Regions from separate parts of the Homo sapiens genome. Here region 2 is linked to region 1. Evidence: chromatin contacts called from ENCODE Hi-C or POLR2A ChIA-PET data. All regions are on one chromosome and are shown on one strand. The core of a region is the stretch at or near the end of the contact, and the rest is flanking DNA. Distances in the headings are between cores, read along the strand shown.

Region 1 (7,719 bases), core at 2,573-5,072:
AATTGTAATAAAACCATAGTAATACCTTACCTCATGGGACCCTTGTGGTGATCAAATAAAGTAATTATAAATATGAACATGATTTGCTTTATGCAGATATTAGATATTATAATTACAGAACTATATCTCCTGATAGATTTTGAGTGCCTTCAGTAAAAAACCAGTGTCCAATTATCTTTGTTTTGTTTGTTTGCTTTGTTTTTGCTTTTCTGTTTTTTGAGACGGCGTTTTTCGCTCTTGTTGCCCAGGCTGGAGTGCAATGGCACAATCTCAGTTCACTGCAATCTCCACCTCCCAGGTTCAGGTGATTCTCGTGCCTCAGCCTCCCGAGTAGCTGGGATTACAGGCACCTGCCACCATGCTCAGCTAATTTTTTGTATTTTTAGTAGAGACGGGGTTTCACCATGTTGGCCAGGCTGGTCTCGGACTCCTGACCTCAGGTGATCCACCTGCCTTGGCCTCCCAAAGTGCTGGGATTACAGGGGTGAGCCACTGCACCCAGCTTGTCCAGTCATCTTTATATGCCTTCTACCTGACATAGTGCCTGGGCCTCCCTAGATTGGTTTATGACATAAATTATTGTTTTTTGTAGAATCGTATTCTCCCAATTAGTCCTTTAATTAACTCTCTTAGCCTACTTTCTTTTTTTTATTTTTTGAGACAGGGTCTCACTCTGTCACCCAGGCTGGAGTGCAGTGGCGCAGTCATGGGTCACTGCAGCCTCAACCTGCCAGGCTCAAGCATTCCTCCTGCCTCAGCCTCCCGAGTAGCTGGTACTATAGGCACATACCATCATGCCCAGCTAATTTTGGTATTTTTTATAGAGACAGGGTCTCCCTATGTTGTCCAACCTGGTCTCCACCTCCTGAACTCAAGTGATCCTACCGCCTCAGCCTCCCAAAAGTGTTGGGATTACAGGCATGAGCCACCATGCCCAGCTTCTTAGCTTACTTTCTACAATGTTTCTTCAAAAACCAATCATGACATCTTCATTTATTTTAATAATCGTGTATTGCCTTTATAATTAAATAGTGACATAAAAAGGTCTCTAAAGAAATTAAATAAATATTCTATCCATGTTTAATTTTACAGGCCTTTATTTACTCAACAAAAACTTTTTAGAGCATTATATACCTGGCCCTATTCTAGGCATCAGGCACGCAAAGATGATCACGAGTCTTCATCAAACTTACAAGATAGTGGGGGCAATAAGCACAAACCAACCAAGATTTTCATCTATATAGTTAAAGGTGCTACAAATAGCACAGAACAATAATGTAACTGGAGTGGTCATGGTGGGCTTCACTAAGGAAGTGGTGTTTGAGCATCGATGACTAGAAGGAAGCAAGTATACGAAAATCAAGAGGAGGGCATTTCAGGCAAAGGGAAGAGTGCAGAGACCCTGAGACAAGAGCGCACAAAGTAGATTTGAGAAACTGAAAGAAGATCTTTGTGGCATGACAGAAGCAAGGGGCAGTGGTAGGAATTGAAATCAAAGAAGCAAGTGGGGCCAGATCATGCAGAACTTTGAAGGTCAGGGTGAATAGTTTAAATTTTAGTCTAATTGTAACAGGAAACCATTGAAGGGTTTTAAGCAGAGATGTGATATGACTTATTTTTTAAAAGAGTGCTCTGGGCTAGATACAGTGGCTCATGCCTGTAATTCCAACACTTTGGGAGGCCTAGATGGGAGGATCCCTTGAGCCCAGGAGTTTGAGGCTGCAGTGAGCTGTGATCACACCACTGCACTCCTCCCTGGGTGATGGAGCAAGACCCTGTCTCTAAAACAACAATAAAGATTGCTTCATCTGCATATGGAGAATGCATCCTGGGGTCTTTGGGAGTGAGGATCAGAAGGAAGATTAGTTGTTTTGGTTCAGACTACAGATGTCAGTGGTCTGGATTAGGGTGGTAACACTGAAAATGGTGAAGAGAAGTGGGTTTTAATGTATGTTTTGCAGGTAGAACCGAAAAGTCTTATTTAATGGGGTGAGTGAGGGAAAGACATTCAATATGACTCTTAGGACTTTGGCCTAAGCAATTCGGTGGATGAAATACCAGTTTGTAGAGTGCCAGTCTTGTGGCAGGCACTGTGATAGATTCTGAGAATACAAAACTCAATGAATAAGACACATTGCTTGCCCTCAAAAAACTCAGTCTAGTGGAAAAGACTGCCTCATACCCCAGTGATTCCCATGGAATGTTTTAAGCTCAATAACTAAGCTACACACAGGTGATCATGAGGGCATCGAGAAGGAACCCAGTCCAGACACGTGAACCAGGAGTCTCACCCTCTTGGGAAGATAACTAGGGAACTATCTTGGCATTTATGAATATATGCAATAACCCACATTCTTAGTAAAGCTTTAATTTAACTCTTTATTATATTAATAAAGTATAATCATTGTCATCAGCATCTTCCAGAATCTCTGATTTCTTAGAGGAAAGAAAGCTGTGAAAAGATAGCCAAGTGCACTGAAGATATTAGACAGGCCAGGTGCTCAGCGAATGGGACACTCAGAGAATGGGAATCAGTATGGTCTGGGTTTCTGTTGCAGCCCCCAACTTGACCCCTACCGAAAAGATGCCTTTCGTTGTGGAGGGTGGATTCAGGTTTTCTGTTGTGGTTTTAAAAGCAACTACAGCTCCTGTGAAGTTTCCCTCTGACTCCTTTAATGACTTCTTTCAAGCATTTTCCTTTTTAATATTTATTTATATTTAACCAGCTGATACATTCACATTTTACAAATCAAAACCCCATCCATGGTTTTGCTTTCTGTGATTTGTTACCTCTAGTCAACTGTGGTCTGAAAACATTCGATGGAAAATTCCAGGAATAAACAATTCAAAAGTTTTACATTTCACGTCGTTCTGAGTAGCGTGATAAAATTTCCCATCATCCCACTCTATCCCATCCAGCAGGATGTGAATCATCCCTGTACCCACCCATTAGTCACTTAGTAGCATCTCGCTTATCAGATTGACCATCGCTGTATTGCAGTGTTTCTCTTCAAAGAACCCTTATTTTACTCAAAAATGGCCCCAAAGCACAAGAGTAGGGAAGCTGGAAATTCAGATATGTCAAAAGAGAAGCTGAAAAATGCTCCTTTAAGTAAAAAGGTGAAAATTCTCAAAGAAAGAAAACAAAATAGTAGGCTGAGGTTGCTCAAATCTGCAGTACAATAAGGTATTTTGAGAGAAAAAGAGAGACCATTCACATAACTTGTATCACAGCATATTGTAATTGTCCTGTTTTATTATTAGTTGTTCAAATCTCTTACTGTGCCTAATTTATAAATTATAGTTTATCATAGGTATGCATTTATAGGAAAAAACATAGTATATATAGGGTTCAGTATCATTTGCAGCTTCAGGCATCTACGGGGGGTCTTGAAACACATCCCCAAGGGGGATCAGGGGAGACTACTGTAAAAAGGTGGAGTGGAAAGTCTCTCTCCTTCTTTGTAAGAGCTGGCCATGAAAAATAAAAAAGTCTCTCTCCTACCCTGCCCTTTCACTCTGTTCTCCCCCTTAACACACTCTCATAGGTAGAGCTATCTATTTATATTGGTTTGTCTGTATATCCTTTCGGTGTTTCTTCATACAAGTACAAGCAATTCTTACATTTCTTCTCTTCCCCCTTCTTACAGAGGAGGTAGCATATTGTATCCCTGATCTGTATCTTGCTTTTCTAACAATGTTCCTTGGGGATCTTTTATATCAATACTAAGAGAGCTTCCTCATTCTTTCAACATCTGCATGGCGTTACACTGCATGATGTGCCATAGTTTATTTAATCGTTCCCCTCTTGACGAACACTTGGGTTGTTTCCAGTCGTTGCTATTTCTTACAAACAATTCTGTAGTGAATAACCTGGCACATCTCTGCAAATATATCCTTATGATAAATCCCCAGAGGTCTCCCAAACTGTAATAAACTGATAACATCTTCCAAAGGAATGTTCTAAGATGTTGGGACTCCAAATTAGAACCTCAGTTTTCCAAGAATTAACTTTCTCATTTCATTAAGAGTACCCTGTACAGGCCAGCGCGGTGGTTCACGCCTGTAATCCCAGCACTTTGGGAGGCTGAGGTAGGCGGATCACGAGGTCAGGAGTACGAGACCAGTCTGGCCAATGTGGTGAAACCCCGTCTCTACTAAAAATACAAAAATTATCCAGGCGTGGTGGCGTGTGCCTGTAATCCCAGCTACTCAGGAGGGTGAGGCAGAAGAATTGCTTGAACCCAGGAGGCAGAGGTTGCAATGAGCCGAGATCGTGCCACTGCACTCCAGCCTGGGTGACAGAGTGAGACTCCGTCAAAAAAAAAAAGAGTACCCTGTACATTCTTTATGGGTTTTGTTTTGATTTTGTTTTGTTTTGTTTCTGAGACAAGAGTCTTGCTCTGTCATCCAGGCTGGAGTGCAGTGGCACCATCTCAGCTCACTGCAACCTCTGTCTCCCAGGTTAAAGTGATTCTCATGCCTCAGCCTCCTGAGTAGCTGCGATTACAGGCGCCCACCACCATGCCCAGCTAATTTTTGAATTTTTAGTAGAGACAGGGTTTTGCCATGTTGGCCAAGCTGGTCTCAAGCTCCTGGCCTCAAGTGATCCACCAGCCTTGGCCTCCCAAAGTGCTGGGAGTACAGGCATGAGCCACCGCACCCAGCCATATTTTTTCTAATAAGGAACATTTAAAAATATTTAATCTGCCTCTCCTGCAACCAGTAATAGTTGGAATGATGCTTTAAAAGGGAAGAAAAAAAAAACTCAGAGAGAATAAAATTCAATTTGATTACGCCCCAGCTAATGAATTGCATCCTCTAGAAAACTTGCATTTTCTTAATTCAACATATAGAAGCATCTCTGGAATGAAGTCTCAAATAGGATTGATGGGTTTGGAATTGAAAACTTGTAAGGTATTCCCCACCTGAAACAGCTCTAGTGCTACCCTAGCCCCAGGGCCAAATACCCTTTGACCATTTTTCATTAGCATTCCTTCTCATTTCCCTTAGTAATTTTTCATTTTCCCATAGTTGCTTTTGGAAAATAGATTTTAGGGCTTGGTGAAGTGGGTAGACTTTTGTAAATGTGCTTTATAACTGGGCCATGTAGAGCAGGTATTCTATCTTTACATTAGTTCCCCCCTCTACTCCCAAAAGACCTTTTCTTATTTATCAGATTACAGATATACAAGATGAGGATAGAAGGATCCTAAACTTACATGAGTTCTTTGCGAGAATATATACAGATGTAGAAATGTGCATGAGTGATGTGGTAGTGTGAGCTGCCATTTAAAAAATATATACATCTTAAGAAGCTAGCCCAGCCACATCACTATCATTTTTATTTTATTTTTTATTTTCTATTTTTTTGACACAGAGTCTCACCCTGTCACCAAGGCTGGAGTGCAGTGGTGCAATCATGGCTTACTGCAGCCTCAACCTCCTGAACTCACGAGGTTCCCTCCCTCCTCAGCCTCCCAATAGCTGGGACTATAGGCACGTGCCTCCACACCCGGCTAAATTTTTGTATTTTTGGTAGAGACAGGGTTTCACCATGTTGTGCAGGCTAGTCTTGAACTCCTGGGCTCAAGTGATCCACTCACCTTGGCCTCCCAAAGTGCTGGGATTACAGGCGTGAGCCAACACGCCTGGCCACTATCATTATTAGAAAATAAAATTATCTTTCCACATAGAATTTCTCTTTGGTTCTGTTTCATGTGTATGGAGGTTTTTTTGTTTTGTGTTTTTCTTGTTTAATTATAGCATAAGAGAAAGTATTTAAAAATAGAAAATGAGGTTAACAAGATACAGCAAATAACCATCCAGAAAGTTTTTCTTAGCTCCAGTGCACGTCAGAAATCACAAAATCTACAAATTATAGAACGGTCCAAACTCTCTGAAGAGTATCTAGTCCAATTCTAGTTGAAACTATCTTCCATTTTTTAAATGGTACAGTCTATCCTTTACCTATTACCTTTTTTTCTTCCTCAGCTGGTAAGACTTGGACTTTATCTATCCAGAATTCCCCCTTATGTGAAAAATAGTATTTTCTGAAATTATTTGTGCACATAGTCCCAATGTCTGTTGAGAATATCAGTTCTACTGACCACACTCTCATGGTCTTCAGGGAACTATGGTCCTCCCTTACTCACGGTCCATGGGATTGACAAGGGGAGTGATGTCCCCACATCTAATCCTTCCCTGCCTGCCTTAGGGGTGAAGCATGTGACTTTGGCCTATACCATCTAGTATGTCCTATTCCCCCAGTCACAATAATCCATTCTGGACTCACAAGAAAAAGTCAACTTGGGTCTGAGCCTAGGTGCAAGTAGTCCCTGGAGTAGCTTGCATCCATATTGGGCATACAAAAGGTGAACTTGCCCAAAGATGGAACCAATATTGAAGATGCTGAATTGAGAATGGAGAGAGAGAAATCAGGTCCTGGGTCACTGTTGGAGCCCTAGATCAAGCTTCACCTCAATCAGATGCCCTAAATTGTTCAGTTACAAGAACCAATAAATTAACCTTTTTGAACTTTTCTTCCTTTTTAAGTTTTTATTTATTTTTATTTATTTATTTATTTTGAGATGGGCATCTTGCTATGTGGCCCAGGCTGGTCTCGAGCTCCTGAGCTCAAGTGATTCCCCCCTTCTTGGCCTCCCAAAGTGCTAGGATAACAGGCACGAGCCACTGTGCCCAGCCAAATTCACCTTTTCCATTAAGTTAGTTTGGATTACGTTTTTAAATCTCTGGCAGAGGATTTTTAGTTGATGTAATATCTTCAAGCAAAATTAGGCAAATTAAACTCATGGTGTTCCCATGGTTTGACAAATGATTTCTCTAGGTAATTCCCAGAGTCTGCTTTTCATGGTAGGAATAATGCTACTATTGCAGCCCTGCCCAAGGACTGAACACCAACCCAGGCCAGAATTCCTTCCCCTTCCTCCGAGGACTCCTCCAGGTCTATGATTAAACTCAGCCCACTGGTGAAGTTAAAGAAGGAAGGGAACAGATGGTAACCTGAGGGAATTAAGCCAATTTACTTTAGGGGTCAGTTGCAGTTCACATTCAGCAGTGAATGAAGTTGTTTGAATCAGTTTCTGGTTCAGGCCTGTAATCATCTGGACGGATACAAAATTCTTCACGTGGGACAAATATTTGGAGGGTTAAAATGTTATTCCAATTTGAGAGAACTAGGAAACATGGAATCAGGTAGCACCTGTCTTACCAGGTCTTTAGTACTGAACGCATATGAGCAGGGTAGAGGGACATTGATAACATAGTTAACACTTCAAAAAGTGAGTCTAGACTGCATCCAAAATAAGCAGTGTCATAAAGCCTGCCCTTTGGATTTACTTTTAATATTTCTAATCCACATGAGAGCATACTTTGAAATACATCCTATAGCGGCCACTAAGTTACTAAAATATAAATTAAAACATCTTTTGTCATTTTTGCCTCTTTTAGAGGAACAAGATTTTTATAGGTGAAACATTGATAGCCTGTATTTGAAAATTATTTCTAGTTAGAGTGATATTTCATCAGTATCTTAAGGCCTTAAGACCTAGTGTGCAGTCTTGGGACAGAATTATTCTCTGGGAAATGTCATTAAAAACATAGGCTCAGAATATCAAATAGACCACTTTAAACTACTTCAGGTAATCTATTGAATATGCTTTGATATGAAGGATCATTTGTTCCATTGCTTCCATAATT
Region 2 (7,719 bases), core at 1,776-4,275, 470 kb before region 1:
GTGGCGCAATCTCGGCTCACTGCAGCTTCTGCCTCCCAGGTTCAAGCAATTCTGCGTCAGCCTCCCGAGTAGCTGGGATTACAGGCGCCCGCCACCACGCCCAGTTAATTTTTTGTATTTTTAGAAGAGACAGGGTTTTACTATGTTGGCCAGGCTGGTCTCAAACTCCTGACCTTGTGATCCGCCCACCTCGGCCTCCCAAAGTACTGAGATTACAGGTGTGAGCCACCTCGCCCAGCCCCACCTTCAAGTCTTAACCATACTATTAGTGTTATATTAATAGGATTTTGGTAATTGTACCAACCATAATACTGTCTGGCATGTTTGCTCTCAGATGATTCTCCCAATAAACAACTATTGCAGTTAAATATCACCCTTGGTGTAACGTATTTTCCTAAAATTTTTAGAAGACGGCAACAATTTTAAAGATCTGATATGTAACAGAGGCACTGTTGAGCTCAATTATAGATATGTATTCTCAAGAGAAATGCCTCTCCCCCTTTTTGAAACTTACAATAATCTGGAAATAAATCTCAGTGATACTATATAAGATAATGTTTTCTTAAAGGAACACTATGTTTATCCTACGTGCTTAATCTGCTTTGTGGATAGTCCTTGAAATCATTGACCCATGCTGTTTCTATTTTTGAGATACTTAAACTATTTTCTCATCTAGATGTTCCCATCTCTAATGTCACACCTTGTATGGGTTTCTGGACTTCTCTGTACCTTTCATATTCTTTTAGTCTCGAGGGTACCAGTCCCTAGTCTGCTGAGCCAGTTTTACAGGCTCAGCCAAAATAAGAAAATGAAATGAGGCACAGGGAATGGACTTGATTAATCTCTTAACATTTGTGAGAACTTTGGTATTGCCTCTTCACTTTCTAATTTCAGTTGTTCATTTTAAACCTAGTGCCTGTTTTTTTTTTCAAGGCTATGTTAAATGAATTTAGAATCCCAGTATTTTAAGAAACTAGATGAAGTCCTCTAGTCTCTTGCTCCTCAAAAAGTCACCTACAGAATCACCCAGGAGCTTGTTGGAAATGCAGAATCTTAGGTCCTGCCCCAGAATTGGAATCAATCTGTTTTTTTAACAAGATCATCAGATATTTTGTATGCATATCAATTTTTGAAAAGCACTGCTGTAATCTAGTCTTGGATTTACTTAGAGGGGAAAACTAGTCAGTGGTTTATTCAACAAATATTTTAGTCCTTGTGTTCAAAGGGGTCAATTAAAAACCGTGTTTTGGGTGTTTAAAATTAGAGGAGAAACGATTTGTCATAAAATGAATCTTCCAACAATGATAGGCACAGGGTCCTTTGGGACTTAGTGGATTAGGCTTAGAGGTCTACTCAGAGGAGCTGACCCTTGAGATTTTCCAGGTGGTCAAAGAAAAGAATAGCATTTCATGCAGAAGAGCTAGCATATGTGGAGACAAATAGAAATGTGAAGATGGCATGTTTGGGGTTTTTGCAAGCATGATACAGCAGAGCATGCCATCCTAATAAGAGAAGTGGCCGGGTGTGGTGGCTCAACCTGTAATCCCAACACTTTGGGGGACCGAGGTGGGTGGATCATGAGGTCAGGAGTTCGAGACCAGCCTGACAAATATGGTGAAACCCCGTCTCTACTAAAAATACAAAAATTAGCTGGCATGGTGGCGGGCGGCCGAGGTTGTAGTGAGATCGCGCCACTGCACTCCAGCCTGGGCAACAGAGTGAGACTTCGTTTCAAAAAAAAAGAGAGAAGCGAGAGACTGGATTGTAAATGTTGCTTTTGTCCTAAAGGTAATGACAGCTCACATTTACTGACTGCACTGTGCCAGACATGGTTGTGAACAGTTCGAGTTAATCTTTTTTATAACCTATGTGGATAGGTACCAATTTTATTATCCCCTTCTCTATAGACAAGGAAATAAGCACAGAATAAGTCATTATATGCAACCAGCGTCCAAGTCCTGGTAGTCAAGGGAGGAGAGTGATTCAAGAATGAGGGAATAATCAATGCAGCAATGAAAATTGAAGGCCAAGTTTCATAAGAGCTGAAAATCCCCACTGGATTTGGCACTTGGATCCCTGGTGAGTTCAGGTGCAATTTTAATTAAAAGCTGTGTGCAGGCCAGATTAAGATGTTTTAAGGAAAGTATGGGAAGTGAGAAAAGAGTCCATATTACTCTTGAAAGTTTGTAAAGGGAAGCAGAAACTTCATGGTATAGGGCAGTGGAGCTCTAGAGTCAGGTCTGGATTTTAATTCTGGTTCTGCCATTTGTGTGTGATGCTGAGTGAACTGTGCTAAACGTCCAAGGAAACCTTTGTTTCCTCATCCAGAAAATGAAACTAATACCTACTTTGTAGGGTTGGTATGAAGATTAAATGAGACTAATGTGTGTGAAGTCCCTGGAATACAGTAGGTACTGTATAAAATGAAATTAAGGTTGTGGAGGGTTTGTTTTTAAAGGTGAGAATGTTCCTAGGTTAAGAAGAAGCTACAGCCTAGAGAGGCTGACAATAAAAAGGGTCTATACTGAGAAGAATGGGGTGGTCTGTGGTTTCACAGCTAGTGAAACCGGCTGTGTCTGGTGCTCACTCCACTCTGCAAGTCAGAAGCAAGAGAAGTCAGCCCCAGAGTTTCTATTTGGAGGAGCTTAGAAACAATCTTAGAAAGTGGGTGCTAAGGCAGATTTCTCTTAAGTATGCCTACCAAGCACACTGCCTCCCTGTCTGGGGTGTGCGATTGGTGGTGGATTGGAAGGGAACTAATGGAGATTGTGGGTACGCTCAAGCCCTTAACAAGCCTCCCTTTTCGCAGATCCTTACCCGAGGGCTCTCTAGCAACTCCAGAGCCCTCTAGATTTTCTTCTCACAAGCTTTCATAACCGTCTCTTTTCGAGGGTTTTCCTCTGCGCAGTTCTTCGCGCGGGACCTCAAAGTGCGTGCCCGCTTCCCTTCCCTGCAGCACTAAAGACAAACCTGGCGGGTCCCCCGGAGCGGTCCCAGGCGCGCGCGCTCGGGAGCCCACGGGCCACACCCGCCTCCTAGCAACCGGAGCTCAGGTTCAGCCTAGAGAGAGAGGAGGCCACCATGGACCAGCCAGCCGTCGCCACCGCTTCCACCTCAATAAGGGAAGACCTGGTGGGTGGAGAATCATTCATCACAGCTTCGGTAAGATGGCCTGCCCCTTGCCGGCCTGGCTCCTGCTCCCCTCACCAGGCCCACTACCCTTTTCCCACCGCTCTCTAATCCCAGGCCTTCGTGCCGCTCTCGTTCCCTCTTCCTACCCTTCTCTCCCTGCCCTCACGCACGTCTCCACCTGCGGACCTTCCTTCCTGGTCTTTATTGGACATTTCCTTTGTTTTATTTCTTTTCCCCTTGCTTCTTCCCTTTTCCTTCTCCTTCGCCCTTTGTTTTCTGTATTTTTCCCTTCTTCCCACTACTAATTAAACTGGACAACTGCTTTAATATGGTGATTGGATTTCTTTCCCTTTCCGCTCCATCTGCCGGAAGACTGGGTTTTTCCTTCTGTAGTTTTACTAGACACGTTTTGCTCCGCCTCCTACTTTAATATTTATAAAAATATTTGAAGCTACTTTTGCTACGTTTTTCTTTTAGAGTCTCGCTCTGTCACCCAGGCAGGAGTGCAGCGGTGTGATCTCGGCTCACTGCAACCTCCGCCTCCCGGGTTCAAGGGATTCTCCTGCCTCAGCCTCCCGCGTAGCTGGGATTACAGGCATGCACCGCCATGGCTGGCCTTTGTTACATTTTAAAATAAATGTGGGTGAGGGTTGTTTAACCTAATCTTTTATCTTTCCCCTTAGAGTGAATTTAAAGTGGTAGATAGATGGAATTTAGATCACCTGTCTTGGGCAAAACAAAACAGCAGCTGCCAATTGTCTTCCATTAGATTGATCGCGTTTACTTCTCTCTCCTTCCCATCTCATTTTCCTTATTCTGGGGTAGGGGTGGGAGGCCTGTCTTGACCTGCCTGAGAAAGTTGTATTTCTGTGACTATAAAAGTGCAACAGAGAAGATTCAACATAAATCTCGCGAAGAAGTATCAAAGAAGAAGCTCAGCTTTAGCAGTGTCATGAGAAAATGTTTTTTAAAGAAATTAACATATTTCATAATAAAATAAAGCCCAGTGGTACTCATAAGTACAGTAGATTTAAGTTACTAGACAGGAAGAATGAATTATATCAGTTTTACTGATTATTACTTTTAATGCAGTCCTGCTTGATGACCTATATTTTATAGTAATAAAGGCATTATAAATGAAAGGAGAACTCAACATTTTAATGATTTTATCTAGGACAAACAGCAATATACTAAACGGTTGTGTTCTGTGGACAATGGGCTGAAATAAATATGAAATAATAATGGATGAATGGGTATAGAGTACTAAATATGAAGACAAAAGCTTCCTTGGAAACTGAGGAATACCAAAATAATCAGCTTCTTAACTTGGCAAATGGGATGTTAAAAATTAAAGCTACCATTTATTAAGCACTGATTGTATATGCAAGTCTTTATAAGTACAATGCCTTAGTCTTTTTTTTCCCCCTGAGGTGGCTTCTTGCTTTGTCGCCCAGGCTGGAGTTGCAGTGATGTGATCTCGGCCCACTGCAACCTCTGCCTACGGAGTTCAAGTGATTCTCGTGCCTCAGCCTCATGAGTAGGGATTACAGCCTTCTGAGGAGGGATTACAGGCATGTGCCACCATGCCCAGCTAATGTTTTTGTATTTTTAGTACAGATAGGGTTTCAACATGTTGGCCAGGCTGGTCTTAAACTCCTGGCCTCAAGAGATCCACCCAACTTGGCCTCCCAAAGTGCTGAGATTACAGGCGTGAGCCACCACATCTGGCATACAATGCTTTATTCTCATGCCAACTCTGGTAGTGCCTTATTTTTATACTACTGTGAGGAAGCACGAGGGTTGGGTAACTCACCCAGTGCACCTAGCTGGTAAGTGGCAGAGCTGAGTTCCAGCCTAAGTCGGTCTGGCTTCAAGCCTAACTCTTTTCTTCCTAAGGACACCACATTTTGTCACATTTAAGATACTTACAACATCTCTGTGAGATGGGGGTGTTTATTACTCTAATTTTATCAAAGGGAATTTAGTTATTTGAAAGGACTTAAGACCATAAAATAACAATTTAAGGAAATATGGGCAAATTTATTATTATGTAGCTTTTATTTTAATGAAGACATATCAGTTGGGTATGGGTGTGAATTTCTTCAAGCAAATGTTTTATAAATTATATTTAATTTCAAGGGATCACCTCTCAAATGAATAAGCATACTTTGTGTTTGTTAACAGAAACCAGCCCAAAAGACTTCCTCTTTTGAAAGAGAAGGATGGTGGAGAATAGCATTAACAGTATGTACATTGTTCAGTCTTTCCTATTCACATTATTCCTATTCCATTAATATTTTAATCAATTATAGCTTTTAAGACTAACACTAAATTGTAAGAAAACAGTGATTGTTCAGATCTGCATGGACCTCATGTCATACTTAAAATTTTAGTGTCAGCATATGAATAAGAAACTAACTTTTAATTTTGAATGCAATAGAAGCTTGGGAAAGTTAAACAATTCTAGAAATCTAGGTGCTTTACAGAATATCTAGATAAGGCTAACCTATGCTCTTATGATCTGGGTGAGATTGCAAAACAAAAAAAGCATACATTCTGGAAAGGTGTTTTGGTTTCAGTTTTTATCTTATATGGTAAAGACCTTCTGCAAATGGTTCTTAATATGGTCAATATATGAAAGCAAAATGGTAATATATGGAAGAAAAATGACCAGAAGATCCCCCTCACCAGAGAGTTTCTATATTACAGACATATTTTCTGTCAATGCCCTTCAATAATAGAGGGACTTCATGGGTCAAAGCCTTCTTGGAATTGCAGTAATTTTAAAGGCAGAACTGAGCTGAGTGCTCAGTGGAAAGATGGCCACAAAAGCAGCAGTGACTAAACGTTCAATTCTGGCCATTCAGCCACACTGGTTGTAATTTGAAAGTACCAAACCTCTTATTGGACTAACTAGGCCATATGCTCTGCCAGTTTATCCTGGTGTCATGTCATTATCCTTCAGCTTCCCACTTGAGGGCTAGAGAGAAACATCCTACATTGGCTAAGCAGATGTAGGATAGCTTCTAGTTAGCCAAGAGACTATCCTGAGTGGTCTCACTAGAGGTCTGAAATTCATAGTCAAGCTTGAATCCCAAAGTTGAATCACCGAAGTTGCCTTTTAAAAACTTAAATTTCGGCCGGGCCTGGTGGCTCACGCCTGTAATCCCAGCACTTTGGGATGCCAAGGCGGGCGGATCACAAGGTCAGGAGATCTAGACCATCCTGGCTAACACAGTGAAACCCTGTCTCTACTAAAAATACAAAAAAAAAAAAAAAAACAAAACAAAAAACTAGCCGGGCGTAGTGGCTGATGCCTGTAGTCCCAGCTACTTGGGAGGCTGAGGCAGGAGAATGGCATGAACCTGGGAGGCGGAGCTTGCAGTGAGCCTAGATTGTGCCACTGCACTCCAGCCTGGGTGACAGAGTGGGACTCTGTCTCAAAAAAAAAAAAAAGTTAAATTTCAACTCTAACCCGTTTGCTTTAATTCAGCAATTATTTCAGAAAGGAAATAATCATGATTTTGAAATACTCTTCTGTCAAGAGTGTTTACTGTATTTGATATAATTTCATTAAACTTGAAAACAAAGAGAGATGTTACTTGGGAGCTTCCCATCCAAGAATGGTGTTTTAGGAGAAGTTACATGTTTACACAATCTTAAAACTGATGTCAATTTTCCACAGGATACTCCTATACCTGGCACTTACCACTTGAAAACTTTTATTGAAGAATCCCTATTAAATCCAGTGATAGCAACCTACAATTTTAAAAACGAAGGAAGGAAAAAGCCACCTCTTGTGCAAAGAAACAATCCAGTCCTAAATGATCTTCCGCAGTATATGCCTCCTGACTTCCTGGACCTGTTAAAGAAGCAAGTGGCTACTTACTCATTCAAAGACAAACCACGGCCAAGCCCCAGCACACTAGTTGACAAAGATCAGGTAAAGCGCTACTGGCAGATTGCTTTGTGTGGGAAAGCTACTAAGAGCCCCTGAGGAAAGTATTTTTATACGTAGAGTATATCTTCCCCCAGGAGAAATGGAAAACCTTTAAGATGTCTTATTTCCCGTAGAAATCAAACAAGGACTGCCTGATTTGCAAATGTTTCCAGTAAGATTTTTCCCTATAACATCTTCTTAACCTAAGGGGAGTACATGGGGAGAAATGTTTTCCTCTTGGGCAACTCTTGGTGGGATTCCCCTAGCCTGGAGAGCACCTGGGATCTTATCTGTCATTGGGCTATGCTCTTATCTCTTCAAGCAGTATATGTGGTGAACCCTCTTCTTTTAAAGAGAAAACCCTGCCTCTCGGGGAGTATCCTTATTAGAGCATAAATATAACTACATACCACAGGGAAGCTTTTAAAAACTTTTCTTATAGAAATGACCCATCTCTACAAAAAATAAAGAAAAATAGCCGGGTGTAGTAGTGCATGCCTGTGGTCCCAACTACTCTGGAAGCTGAGGTGGGAGGATCACTTGAGGCCAGGTGTTGTAGATCAGCCCGGGCAATATAACAAGCCCTCAACTCTTTAAAAAAAAAAAAAAAATAGCTACTTGGGAAGCCAGGGCAGGAGGATCCCTTG

The links. A loop is a pair of places that touch in the nucleus more often than their neighbours do. ChIA-PET counts read pairs that join two places held with the same protein, here RNA polymerase II (POLR2A).
Region 2: a loop to region 1 is called in a map with no recorded cell type, with 2.6 times the contacts of the local background. The contact joins the promoter of STPG4 here to the enhancer-like site in region 1. A Hi-C loop is called at or near these places in 1 of 37 single-sample maps with no recorded cell type. POLR2A ChIA-PET finds 5 or more read pairs at or near these places in 2 of 52 experiments (A549 and PC-9).

Annotation. Positions count from the first base shown.
Region 1 is chr2:46,686,279-46,693,997 of GRCh38, reverse strand. No RefSeq gene overlaps it. Among named protein-coding and RNA genes, the nearest start is that of SOCS5, 9.2 kb to the left of the region's middle. Within about 2 kb of position 3,822, at least 3 of the 41 ENCODE cell types and tissues checked have a DNase peak (open chromatin) inside an H3K27ac peak, as active enhancers do.
Region 2 is chr2:47,150,614-47,158,332 of GRCh38, reverse strand. It overlaps STPG4 (sperm-tail PG-rich repeat containing 4), which reads left to right and starts at 3,025. Exons shown (of 7, transcript NM_001163561.2): 1 at 3,025-3,162; 2 at 5,317-5,376; 3 at 6,818-7,075. The coding sequence starts at 3,082. RefSeq lists an enhancer at 2,348-2,507.